2 separate regions of the Homo sapiens genome follow, and region 2 is linked to region 1. The links are chromatin contacts, found by Hi-C or POLR2A ChIA-PET in ENCODE. All regions are on one chromosome and are shown on one strand. Each heading gives the region's core, a stretch centred on a gene start or an enhancer-like site at or near the end of the contact. The rest is flanking DNA. Distances are from core to core; before and after follow the strand shown. Region 1 has its middle 210 kb from the start of LINC00343. Region 2 has its middle 220 kb from the start of LINC00460.

The links. Hi-C counts contacts between places; a loop is a spot of excess contacts on that map. ChIA-PET counts read pairs that join two places held with the same protein, here RNA polymerase II (POLR2A). Pooled maps may share reads with other maps.
Region 2: a map of PC-9 shows a loop between it and region 1 (13-fold over the local background). The contact joins two enhancer-like sites. A Hi-C loop is called at or near these places in 3 of 168 maps with a recorded cell type or tissue (IMR-90, PC-9 and mammary epithelial cell) and 2 of 50 pooled maps. POLR2A ChIA-PET finds 5 or more read pairs at or near these places in 2 of 52 experiments (HEK293T and MCF 10A).

What each region holds. Positions count from the first base shown.
Region 1 is chr13:105,916,613-105,923,331 of GRCh38, forward strand. No RefSeq gene overlaps it. Among named protein-coding and RNA genes, the nearest start is that of LINC00343, 210 kb to the left of the region's middle. RefSeq lists an enhancer at 2,176-3,375. Within about 2 kb of position 2,664, at least 7 of the 41 ENCODE cell types and tissues checked have a DNase peak (open chromatin) inside an H3K27ac peak, as active enhancers do; they include PC-9 and mammary epithelial cell, where a contact is called at or near this core.
Region 2 is chr13:106,153,834-106,160,552 of GRCh38, forward strand. It overlaps the pseudogene RNA5SP38. Among named protein-coding and RNA genes, the nearest start is that of LINC00460, 220 kb to the right of the region's middle. Within about 2 kb of position 2,783, at least 5 of the 41 ENCODE cell types and tissues checked have a DNase peak (open chromatin) inside an H3K27ac peak, as active enhancers do; they include PC-9 and mammary epithelial cell, where a contact is called at or near this core.

The DNA.
Region 1 (6,719 bases), core at 1,414-3,913:
TGTTCATGGAAATCATGAGCTCTTCCTGGTCCAGCTGAGGACACAGCTTCTGCTACATGTCTGGGATTGTACAGAGAAAGAAAGGAAGACTCATGGCCCCAAAACACTAGGAAACAGAAAATCTGAATTCCAGAGTCTGTTCCATCTGAGAATTGCTGAGTGTAACTTTAAGCAAGTTACATTTCAGGACTTCGGCTCTCAATCTGTAAAACAAGGATAGCAAATCATCTTCTACCTACCCCAGCATTGTTGTGGAAACTAAAACAGATATTTGATGTGAAGCCACAGTGAAAGTTATGAATAGGTACAGAAACACTTAAGATAATTCTTTTGTGCTTGAAAATATTAACCATTTATTAATTTAGCAAACTTTTGTAGAAAGTCTATTATGTGCTGCCTACAGACTATTGGATGGGTTGCTGGTTAGATATTCTAACTTCAGGACCTTTTTGGGTGACCTCCAAATCTGCTCATTGGCTGTTTATCCAGACTGGAAATATGCATGCTAAATAGTTCCTCAAGGCCGCCGCCCAATAGGTAAACTCCAATACACACTTTACATTATTTAATAACTTACTATAGAAACAAGAAGACAAGTGGGATGGATGCAACCCATGAGCTTGTTAAGGTCGTTAGTGAATGGAATAATGGGTATTAAACATACATAGAAAAGAAGGGAAGGATCAAGAGACACCCAGTGTTCTCAAGACACTAAATAAACATAAGCCATCAGGGTGGGAAGTATCCAAGTTACTCTAAATATGGACGAGCCATGATACAGCAAATATACAAGAAACATTCAGTCCTTTCTCAGGACACACTAAATATACACGAGCACTCGGTATGCCTGAGACCTTGACTTAGCCGCCGACTGGTGACACCCACTCTGGTCCCAGAGTCTTCTGCCCCAGCAATGCAATAAATCCCAGGGCTGTTCAGCTAGCTGGGGACAATCCACAGCCATCTTCCAGGCTTACTTATCCCTGTGTCTCTCCAGGAGACCAAATGAGTGCTATTAACCCGGGACATCTTGCTCAAACCTCAATTACTCCATCTGCAGGAAAGATGGATGTGGCATTGAGAGAGAGCCTGTGCGTGTAGAAACACTGCACATCCTGGGATTCAGGAGTACGACTCCTCCACCCCATTTGCACCCTATCCTAACTGTTAACTTACCCCATCTACTCTCCCTTGGGTCTAGATGCAAACTGATTAATACACCATGGTCTATGAAAAGTTTAAGTTGGTCTATGATTTTTTCTGTTCAGTCACCTGTGGGATCACTTTCTTAGGATTGTACTTATAGTCTACCAATGCACAGAGCGAATCTCCCACACGACAGCACTCTTCTAAAGCAGCTGCAGAGTTTGACCCTACGAACTAACCCTGACAATCAGACGCCATCCGACATCCCTGCTGTCCCCACCAATGTTGCTATGCTAATGCCACAGTGTCCTCTGATCCTGTTACTTGGATGACAGGAACTCTTAAGCCATACAGCTATTGCTAAAATTAACACCTTCTATTAATTGAGGTCTGGTCTAAGCCCTTTTTATCTATCATTTCATTGAATTGTCATGGGAAACCAGTGATATTAATGGTATAATTATCCTTCTCAGATGAGGAAGCTGATATATAAAGATAAAGTTGTCTTGATCAAGAGCTAAGGTCACACAGCTAATAGGAGGTAGAGCTTAAACGCAATCTGAGCATTGTGGCCCCAGAACCCTCACTTTAACTCCCACGTTCAAGGCTGTCTGTGGCCTTCGTGCTTGGCCTGTGAATTGTACAGTCTCTTAATGCACGTGACCCTCTTGAGCCTGTCAATGAAGCTCACTTTTTGTTATCTCCCCCACACCTCAGTGTACTTTGGATTTGAGAAAGAGACTATTTTAAAGGAGAGATCAGCAGGAAGCTAAGGGAACTGCATCTCAGGCTGGAATAAGGCTTTAAATTAAGAATAAATGCAAGATTCTGAGTTGTGTCCAGTGGTTAAGCCCTGGACGAAGGTGAGGGCCGAGGCAGTGTTCCCCTCGAAAGCTGCTCTTTGCTCTACAGTTCTTCACCACTGGGGAAGCTTAAGGGTAGATGGAATGAAAAGAGACTTACACTGTCACATGCAAGAGATTTAGGAAGCTTCATAAGAAATTGTTAGGAGGTCTTCATTTCATCTCAATTAGATCCCATTCTGTTCTTTCTAATCCTGCTCCACAAGGCTTTTCCTGTAACTTCACACATATGATCGTATTTAGTCCACATCCAATCCTGTAATGAGGCAATGACTCTATTTTACTTTATTTTTTCATTTTTATTGTTACTATTTTTTTTTTCCATAGAGACAAGGCCTCACTATGTTGCCCAGGCTGATCTTGAACTCCTGGGCTCAGGTGATCCTCCCACCTTGGCCCCCCCAGTGTGCTGGGATTACAGGTGTGAGCCATTGCACCTGGTCCCTGTGACTCTGCTTTAGAGATGAGAAAATGGAGGCTCAAAACTTGCAGTAATAGCCCCAGGTTACAATGCTGATAAATCATAAAAGTTGATTATGATACTGGCCTTGATGACAGCAGGATACGTTCTTTCCATTTAATCTCATCACTGGTGAGCCTACACTGATAAGAAATTCACAGTCATATTGTCACACTGCCTTTTCACCCGGTTCTATAAGGCACTCCCTGGCAATGAGTCATTCCTGCCTCAGCCCTTCTTCCGGAAGGAGGGGCTTGACCGGGCAGAGCAGCGGCTGATTTCCCGGGAGATCAGAAAGATGCAGATATGAGCAGGAGAAAGGACAGGAACTGGAAACCCGTAAACTGGGCAGAATTTAAATGCTCCTTTTCTCTGAGAGCGGTCCATTTTTACACATTGCAGAAATTTTCTCTGCTCCCACCTCCAAACTCACTCACAGTCCTTGATGTTTTTTGGCTGCATCAGCATATCCAGCAGTCAGGTTTCATAATTATCTTGTTGGTCACATGTGGCCCACATTTTCAGACATTCCGGAAATACACCGTGTGGTCTGTGCATCCACACACCTAACAGATCACTCGGGCAGCGCCGACCTGCAGAGCGACTCACCTCCCGTGTCATCTACCATCTGTGCTTACCTTGTTGCAAGAGGCAAGAAAATTCAGATGACATGGATTTGTTCCTGATTAATAGAACCGTAACCATTAATGAGCACAACTAGCACTAATATGCTTTTAAAACAGGAGCAAATTAGGCCTCTATGTGGTTGTAATATGTTATCAGCTAATTGATCGTTGCTGTTTTTTGTGGATTGTTAAAAAACAATGTGGATAAAACATGGTGGGAGGGATTTTAAAAAACAATGCGGATAAGGAGACTATCTATGAAATAAACAAATGTTTAATTAAATTAAAATTGTACAATTCTTTTCACTTGTTAATTTTTTTAAGAAATCCTTTGAAAGAGTGCTTCTAATTAAAACCCAGATCACTGGACCCTAAAGTACAGCAAAGGGACTTCAGGAGACTTTAAAGTGACTGCAGGAAGCCCAAGAATCCATATAGATTGAAAGTCGTAACCACCTTTGGCATATTTATTACCATTTTCACATTTAAAATTACTATTTTCAAATGCAAATTTTCACTGAACAAAATGGAAATTCATATGCAATTGATACTGAATTCCTAGTAACTTTTGTTCTTAATCATTTAATTGATTCTTTTCTAAAAGTACACTTTCTTTTTTAGGAAAAAATCTGAGAGAAAAGGTCATTACAAAGTTGTCCTCCCATTCTAGGGGTCTGGGAACCACTGATCTAATCAGGTTCTCTTTTTCTGGTATTGCACCCATTTGAGTCACGAAGAGTGAACTTTTGACACAAGCTGTCAAGATTTCCTCATAGACACGAGTGATCTATATCTGAGTCAGCCTGGGATTTCTTCGTTTCTTCCTTTGCCTTTGGTATTATTTGTGCAAATCAGCATTGTAAACCATTTTCCAGTGAGTTGTAATAGAAACCCAGGGCAAAAGGTCACTTCCGTTTTGGAGCCTCCCTGACTCTGCAGAGTTGCTCCCTCTGTCCTCTGCCCCAACACAATGCCTCATAATCCCCCTATTATACCCCTCAACTCAAAGCTCTTCTACCAGCTGCTTACATTATCTCCAAAAGAAAAGGGAAAGCTGAGATCCTGCTCCTTGGGAGAAGGTAGCTCTAGATCCAGAATCCTAAGTGTAAACATGTTACAGTAATTACAACATAGATGGCATCTACCAAGCACTAAATGAACCACAGGTAATACTGATCATTGATAAAAGTTAATTCTCTTTACACCACTTCTTCTTGATTCTGGCCCTTATAACATGATTTAGAGACATCAGTAAATTCAGAGGGTAATAACACTAAGCATGGAAAACAGTGACCCAGGAGAAGGCCATGGAGTAGGGATGGTACAATAGGAGAATGAATGAAGAAGATACAGGCTTTTCTAAAAAATGGTGAGGAAAGTGAGGCAAGAATCCTGGAGGCAAGTTAGGCAGGTGGTAAGAAGGGTAGCTAGTGCATATGATATCTCTGTACTGTTGTTAATGCAAGTACTAACTTATTCCATTTTCTGAAAAACACAAGGACAAATATACATTTAATTTCTCCACATTAAAGACAAATAAGCTTACACTCAGAGAGGTAAAGTAAGTTGTCCTAAACCCCACTCACAATTAATGAGTGGCAGAGGGTGATTCGTATCCAGATGAGCCTGATTTTTGAGATGCACCTTGAGCCAGGACAAAGTGGACATGGACTTACCTTCCATATCACCCCCGACGTCTTAGTCCACCACTCGGCATAGTACCACAGGTCTGGGATGAAGAACAGAGACAGAGGAGTCTGAGAGAGAGACTGGGGAGGGGTCACTTCTGTCAGACACATTATATTATTAAGTAGTTTTACATGAGCTTAATCCCTATGGCAAATGTATTGGAAAAGTATTACTGTTATCCTCTTTTTGGAGTCCTCTTTTTTTCTTTTTCTTTTTTTGAGACAGAATTTCACTCTTGTTGCCCAGACTAGAGTGCACTGGTGCAATCTCGGCTCACTGCAACCTCCACCTCCTGGGTTCAAGTGATTCACCTGCCTCAGCCTCCCAAGTTGCTGGGATTACAGGCATGTGCCCCCATGCCTGTCTAATTTTTTTGTATTTTTAGTACAGACAAGGTTTCACCAGGTTGGCCAGGCTGGTCTGAAACTCCTGATCTCAGGTGATCTGCCCACCTTGGCCTCCCAAAGTGCTGGGATTACAGGCGTGAACCACAATGCCCGGCCAGAGTCCTCTCTTTGAATTGAACTGAGACACAGAGGAGTTTATTGACTTCCCTAATAGCACACTGGAAGGGACTGGTGGAACTGCTTGTTATCAGGAACTACCTTATTTACCTTTATCCATCATATAGCAGGATGTCTGGCTTAAGATTAGTGTTCAATAAAGCATTCTGTAAATTGGTTAGATAAGAAGTTCAAGGGCAGACACGCCCTGCCTCTACAGGCAAGACCACTGGGGCTGAAAAAGAAGACAGGCAGGAGACGAGGCTTTCTCCCTCCCTCCCTCTTTCCCTCTTTCCATTTTTCTCTCCCTTCCCTCTTCCCTCCATTTCTTCTTCTGAAAATATATACAGAAATTGGCTTTGTGTGAGACGATTTTGTTCAACTGCAGGCTAAGTGTCCTTAGCACGTTTGAAGAAGGCTGGGCTAAGCTATGATGTTCAGTAGTTTAGGTGTATTAAATTTATTTTTAACTTACAATATCTTCAACTAATGACGGGTTTACTGGGAGGGAACCCATCTTCATTCAAGGACTATCTGCACGGAGTATCCACTATATGACAGAAACTTCAATAGAAAACCTGAAAAAATGTAACCTCGCTTAGCCCTCAATAAGCTTGTAATAAAATGAGGGCACACAACTATAGTCAAACAATTAAAATGCAAAAATGTCATGATTAAATAATATTGAGTTTCCCTCTGTGGGGATACTTTAGATAATGCTGAATGATGAACAGAAATTGGAAGAATTTTACAAAATGGGTGGAAGACCTTTCACACTGGGAGAACACAGGCATGAGGCAAAAACTGTGTGAGACAGAGGAAGCACAACTCTTCACTATGGCTGAAGGGAATAAGGAGTATGGGGTAACAGTGGGGTCACTGGGCTGTGAAGAGTATGGTACCTGCCAGGAAGGAGTCAGCACTCATCCTAAGAAACTGAAGAATGCAATCATGATCAGATTTGTATTTTAGAAAATCCCTTTAGCAGAAATAGAAATAAATGGTGGGAAGAGTGATTTGGGACAGGGAGATGAATCGGGCTATGTTTCTGTTAAACATTTGGAGTGAGAATAAGCAAAACCATGGGATCATTCTGAAGCTCTTCACAGAATATTCAGGTTTATGTAATGATGCATAGTTTAAAATCCAGTATCTAACATGGCTAGCATGTACAGCCTAGAGAGGCATGTGCAATGCAAATGAAATGTTAAGATAGAAGAGAAGACAAACATATTTTACTTGTAATGGAAATCATTTCAGATTATGTCCAGTTTTGTCTCAGGCTATCTCTCTGGGACTCCTTTCTAATTAGGGGGGAAAGGGGGGCGGGGGGGGGGCGGGCAGTTTTAGAAGTCCTAAGAAGGGAATATTGCTGTCATCCATAGAAGAAATGATGAAGATTTAAGAAAACGAAAGTAGACATGGAGAGAAA
Region 2 (6,719 bases), core at 1,533-4,032, 240 kb after region 1:
ATATTACCATAAATGATATTACGTATTATTGAGAATATGTTTTGGCTCATGCTACACTGGCAAAAATCAAAACAACCATCTTTCAGCAATGACTGTATACAAAGTAGAAATCACACACATCTATTTCAAAAATACATATATATTTCAAAATAGTGCAGAAAACGCTACTGAGTTACTCCATCTCTAAACTATAGCCTAACACAACAAGAACAAAATACCTAGGTACAAAAACAAAGGCTGAGTCAGACAAGCACTAACCTGCTGAAAATGATTTGCATTTGATGAACTCCAAAAGCTGAAGACTAGGAAGAGATCAAAATTCTTGAAGAACTTTGTCTCACTATAAAAATAGATCATACAGGAATCCTAACCTTCATAGCATCAGAAAAAGAAATTATGTAAAACTATTTGCAGGAAACATTTTCCATGCTCAAATAAGTAAGGCCCGATAGCAATGTGACAACACACACAAACACAACCCACTGCCAAAATGTGAGTATTTCAACCCATTATAAAGAGGGGGCACAATTCCAGGGCAGCAGAGAGCACTGGCTGCCTGGAGCCCAGGCTCAGCTCACCCTCTCCTAGATCAACTTCCTTCTCCTCTGGAAAGAACACTGCCCTTTCCACTAATGCACACTGCAGGATGAAAGGGCGAAAGAGGAAGAGAAAAGCTTGAATGTGAGTTCTCTATGCACTTAGAGAAAATTGCATGGTACTTCAGCAGAAATCTTTGAGCAGTACTCAAAGATATAAAAGCAGTATGTCCTGCTAGAATCCTAAACCTTTCAAATGAAAGTTGCCTTACTTTTTTTTTTCTTTTCTTTCCTTTTTTTTTTTCTTTTAAAGTATAACCCTGCAATTTACTGGAGCTGAAGGCCCTTTTTTTTTTCTGACATGGCAGATTACTTTTTTTTTTTTTTTGTAGTGGGATCGAGTGTTGTTGTTAGTTAGAATAAAGGCCTAGACACAAATTCTCAGGCTCCGTTCCTAGTTCTGACCATAGTAATGGGGAAACATCATGTCTTGGAGCAAATAAATAAACGCACATAAATGCATCAGTTCCACTTAAACCCTGTAGGAATGCTGCTATCTCTTGGGAGATACCATAACGACAATGCATACAAGGCCAGTTGTGATTTCCAAAATTCAAAGAAATACAATAGAAGTTGTAAGGGAAATGCCCCGAATGGGAGAAACTGTGTTCACTCTGGGAGTAATTGCTTAAACAACATTTATTTAATCAGCTCCATGACCACTCATAAGCTACAGTATCCTTCAGAATAAATTCCAAAGCTCCATATTGTATTACTACTTTCACTTCAATTTTGGAAAAAGAGGTATACCAGTAGATTTTAAGATGCATCCTTATTCAAATGAAATACAATATTATCCAAAAAATTCCTTGAATCAGTTGCTAATTAACTTGTCTACTTGATAATTTACTTTTGAGTAACAACCGCATACTCCTCTCTGCTTATACTTTTTTACAAATACTATTTTATTGTGTAACTGGTGCACACGTATCATAACATATGCACCAACAAAACGAGTACTTGCTGGAATTTTTCCCATCCAAGTACTAACGAGGCCCGACCCTGCTTAGCTTGTGAGATCAGATGAGATTGGGCACGTTCAGGGTGGTTTGGTGGTAGACACATGTCGGGGTTTCTATTTCAATCAGAAGACAGAAAAATAAGACAGGGAGCATGGGAAATCACCTCCAAAATGGAAAAGGATTCTCCTAGGGTGTCTTACTCATTGTCAATTTCAGGAAATTCCCCAAGGGATATTCCTGAATGTTGAGTCCGTCTAGCTTAAAATGACTCAAGTCATGTAGCAGTTCTCCCAGAATTCTGTTTCATAGACTATTTCTCATGTTCACTGGAATCACAAGAACTGTTTTTTCTTTAAGATATGAATTAATATCAACCAAAATTTAAATTAACCTAATACATTTCTTCCACGGTCTAGCCTCCAACATAACTTTCAAGCATAACTAAGACATTACTTTATTGAATTCCTTAAAAATTGAAAAATTAACTGATGCTATTTTTAATAAATGTCAAGTCATAAATGCAGTCTACATTGCAGACATTGAAAACAATTTGATTTAAAAGGCACAAACTAGCTTTGGTCTTTCTGTTTAATCCCTTTAGTGTAAAAAATGTCCTGTTCCTGACTCATTTCTACACTATATTCAACAAATAGCTTGGAAAATAAATTTTAATGACTCCTTTTGTGCTTGTATATTTTTCTTTAATATCTTCTTATTCATTTTTGAACAAAGAGAAATTGACAGAGTCAAAGACATGACCTTTAATTTTAAAGGAATTTTCTTTTCTTACAAATCTGCTATCATCGTAATCCTAAAAGCACAAAAGAAAGCTAAATTATCTATCCTTTTTTCTTTGACCACAGCAACTTTTAAAATTTAACTTTGATCCAGATTAAATGATAGTTCAGCCAAAAATGTCAAGAGGAGCCTTCTGGAGTTGGGTCCTATGTGTGAGTAGGTGGTTCATGCTGTTTAAAAGGCAGGACTGAACTGCAGCGTGGGGTTGCTATGTAAGGCAGTAAATAATGATTATAAAATGCTTTGTAAACATTTTTAATGTGACACATCAATGCTCTATGATAAAAACTAAAATTCTCCAGTAAAGTATAAGGGGACCCTGTGCTGGCAGAGGCGCTGGCCTCTGGATGAGTAATAGCCACTATTAGTAAAACCTCATAGCTCCTTTGAGAGGGAGGGATTGTGCCATCTTGCTACACTTGTTACCTCCAAATATGGGAAAGTTATTCCTTATTTCCTTTTCAAAGCTTGACTACTGATTGAGAACAGCGGTGTAAATACTTGTTCTCTTACACCAGCCCAGTGAGTCACAGCCACAGAAATTACAGGAGTTAAGAAAGTGCATCATCTCCTTCCTTGGAGAACACGGAGGGATGGTGACTTGCAGTATGGTCTGGTTCTCAAGCTCACAGTGCACCTCTTTTCCTCAGGGCGTCTTCTTCTGTCTATTCATTGCTTATTAAGCTGATACTCACTTAATGTATTTTCTGGTCTCAGTGTAACCTATTCTGCTAGGCCTCACGAAATAACTACCTTTAACGCCATGTTGCCTTTCTGAATGAAAGCAGCCATCTATTCTCACAAACAGTACCCTTAGACCACAACATCTCACCTAAAAAATATTTCTGTATTTTTTTTATCAATAGTTTAGCATTTATCCCTATCAAAATTACCTCTCTTCAATTTTATACAACCAAAGTTTGGACTAATTTTTGCTTAATATTCTAGATTGTGCCCTATTGGTAAATTTTAAAAGCCATTGTTCCCATATCATTGCCTCTATTTACATAAAGCCTAATATAACTTGTCCCATGATATATTGTGTATTACAGTGATGATATCTGCCGTAAACTTTAAACAAATGGTCTATCCACCCATATCCCATGCTGTTTATACCACATGTGCCCTGTTTTGTTGCTTCATATTTTTTCATAGAATCAGTGAACCTACTACACTACTATATTTCTTATTCAAACTCTGTCGTTATTGGGGTCAGTCTGCAATTAATACTCTCATATAGGTCCTGGGAAAGGGAAGAGAGGAAAAAGTGGAGGATGAGGGTAGGTGTATGATTCTTTGGGAGGCACAATATTTTGATTTTCTGGGACATGTTTTCAATACATGCACACACCACATAGATTTTGATATGCTCCCCATTTTGACTCATTTGTCAATTTGGGCAATATGTATCTAGCGTCTCCTATAATCCAGGCTCTGTCCTCCTTACAAGTGGACGTCATTAGCAGAAACTGGAACTACTGAGAGATACAGGCCATAGGTAAAAACCAGCGGAAGGCCCCCTGAGGCCAAGCCCCATCAATGTCATTGATTTTTATTTCAGTGTTTCTCTGCCAATTGTTCAACCTTCCTGAAATTTATTTTCCTAAAGAGAAGAGAGCTTGGATAAGCCATGTAAAATCTCTGGCCTTTGTTTTTCTTAGCTATATAATCAAGCAGTTGACTTGTGAAAAAATATTCAAATATGGACCACATAGGGTTGTATTTGCCAAACGCTTTTTTTTTTTTTTTTTTTTACATCAGGCTAATCAGTCAGTCTACATCGCTATCTTTAACACAGAGTAGCTAAATTATCAATGTGCCTCAAAAAGCAGTGCCAAGGAGGCAGCAGTGGTGAAATAGAGCCCCCCGCATGTGGCAGAGTTGGGTCAGACCACCTCCCAGGGTCTCTGCACAGTCATAGTTCCACATACACTGAAATGTTCTAAACACCCACCTAGCCTCTCACCTTTTACTTGCACTGGAAACGGATGAGCTATATTTTGGTCAGCTCTGGAAAAATTAAAACAAGTAACATTGTTGAGTGCTGGGAAGGATTTAGGGAAACAGAAGCCCCCAGGCAAACTGGCAGGGATGTATTAGTCATAGCCACTCTGGACAGCAATTTGGCAATATTTAGGACAGTTGAAAATGCGCATGATCAATGATCAGGAAACACGAGGGAAACACTTGGAAAATGCACGAGATTATTTACCGTGATGTCCTCTGGAAGAGCCAAAATCATAAATGAACATTTCAGAAGGGACTATCCAGAAAACATGCGGATTGTGCACACCATGTCTCACTGCATGATGGTGAAAAAGACCAAACTAGGCCGTGGGGGGTGGCTCACGCCTGTAATCCCAGTACTTTGGAAGGCTGAGGCGGGCAGATCACAAGGTCAGGAGATTGAGACTATCCTGGCTAACACGGTGAAACCTCGTCTCTACTAAATATACAAAAAATTAGCCGGGCGTGGTGGTGGGCGCCTGTAGTCCCACCTATTCGGGAGTCTGAGGCAGGAGAATTGCTTAAACCTGGGAGGCGGGGCTTGCAGTGAGCCGAGATCACGCCACTGCATTCCAGCCTGGGCGACAGAGCGAGACTCCATCTCAAAAACAAAACAAAACAAAACGAAACAAAAAAAACCCACCAAACTAAAGGGCTGTGTGTTTTGTCTCATCCAATGATGGTAAGTGAAGAAGTCAAGTGTCAGGATGACCCATCACACGTGACATTGAAACACATTTAAGACGACAGTGCACACTGTTTATGGATATCAGTGCACAGGTAATATTGAAAAAATTCTCATCAAACTCAAATTGATTGTTGTTTTGTTCTCAAGAGGAAAAGAAGGAGAGGAATAATATTGTAATGGTGGTCAAAAGGAGCTTGGCTTTATCTACAAGGTTTACTTCCTTTCTCCTTTCTGCCCTTTTGTTAAAAGAATAAATGCATTTGTTTTCCTTTTTTGTGCCTCCTTTTTCTCATAGGAAAAGCACACACATATACCTTTCCCGTGTAGCTTTGAAAAAATATAAGCAGAAAAAAAAAGCAGCAAATATTACATAAGGTATTCAGTTTTAAATGTGGGTGGTGAGAATATAGCTGATTGTTACATTATTGTCATTTTTCCGTGTTTTTCACATTTCTCCAAATGAAAAAAAAATCTACTCTAAAAGAAAGCAACCAACGCTCTAGTCTGTGTCACATTCACACAAACACACACGCACCTACACACACAGCCCTCCACTGTTCATTAGCTGTGAGATTTGGATCACTTAACCTCTCGAGGCCCTGGGTGCCTCTCGGGTGTAATGAAGCCTCACCCAGCTGAAAGCCAAGGGCTGGACTAGACAGCCTCTTGGGAGGGTTTAGTTCTCAGCGCTATAATATTGGCTTTACCTGCCTCTCCAGAGACAGAAGTCAAAAAGCGCATGAACCTCCTCTACCTTCATTTGCCTTTTAGTTCTGGGACCTGTCACGGTGTGCATCAGAGAGCCTGGAAATGCAGCCCTGTTCCAAACCGGCTGTGTCGCTGCTGCAATGACCCCTAGCCAAGCTCTTCTTGTCGACCTGGGAGGGGCGCTGGAGCCAGGGCTGTGCGCATGAGGACTAAGAAGGAACCTTCTCCACCAGACAGGCGCAACAGCAGGCAGTTGGTGGACAGCGGGTAACAGTCAGGGACAAAGGGGAGGTAAAGTCAGCACTGGGGGCAGATGGAAACCAGGGAGAGGGAACAGTGAGAGCAAAGGAACAGCTGTGGGACCAGCACAGATCCAGACGTCAGGAAACGGGGACGTCAAGCCAGAAAAAACACAGCTCTCTAGGTTGACATTCCAGCAAGCATGTCATCTCTGGATGGGAACACGATGGTTATAATAAAAGGGAGCTTGACTAGTTAGTGTCTGAGCAAAAGAGATAAGAACCGTCCAAAATGCATAGACACTATTCTTACTGGCACTGATTCTTTCACAAGAGCAAACACCTGCATGTTTTGTGCATCTTGGTGTGATGATATTACCAACTGACCAGTAAATGAACCATTCATCTCCTCTGTCTGTACTCTTCTCATTTCGCTCCAGTACCATGCCTTAAATTTAGGAGAGCAAAATATCCCCTGCTGTAGCTGTGGTACCTAACGCCACGATTAATTCCAATTGAGAAAATTAGCTCCTTCAGATCTTATGAACAGCTCTACATTTTTTTTTCACCCATTCCACAGAGTAGGGGAAAAACATGGAATAATCACTTTCTGTTACATGTTTTTAAAATATCATCCTTTTATATAAATATGAAAATTTGCTATTTCATACTTTTAAAAAAGCTAGAACATCAATCTCTTCCCACCCCACCCAAATAGGTG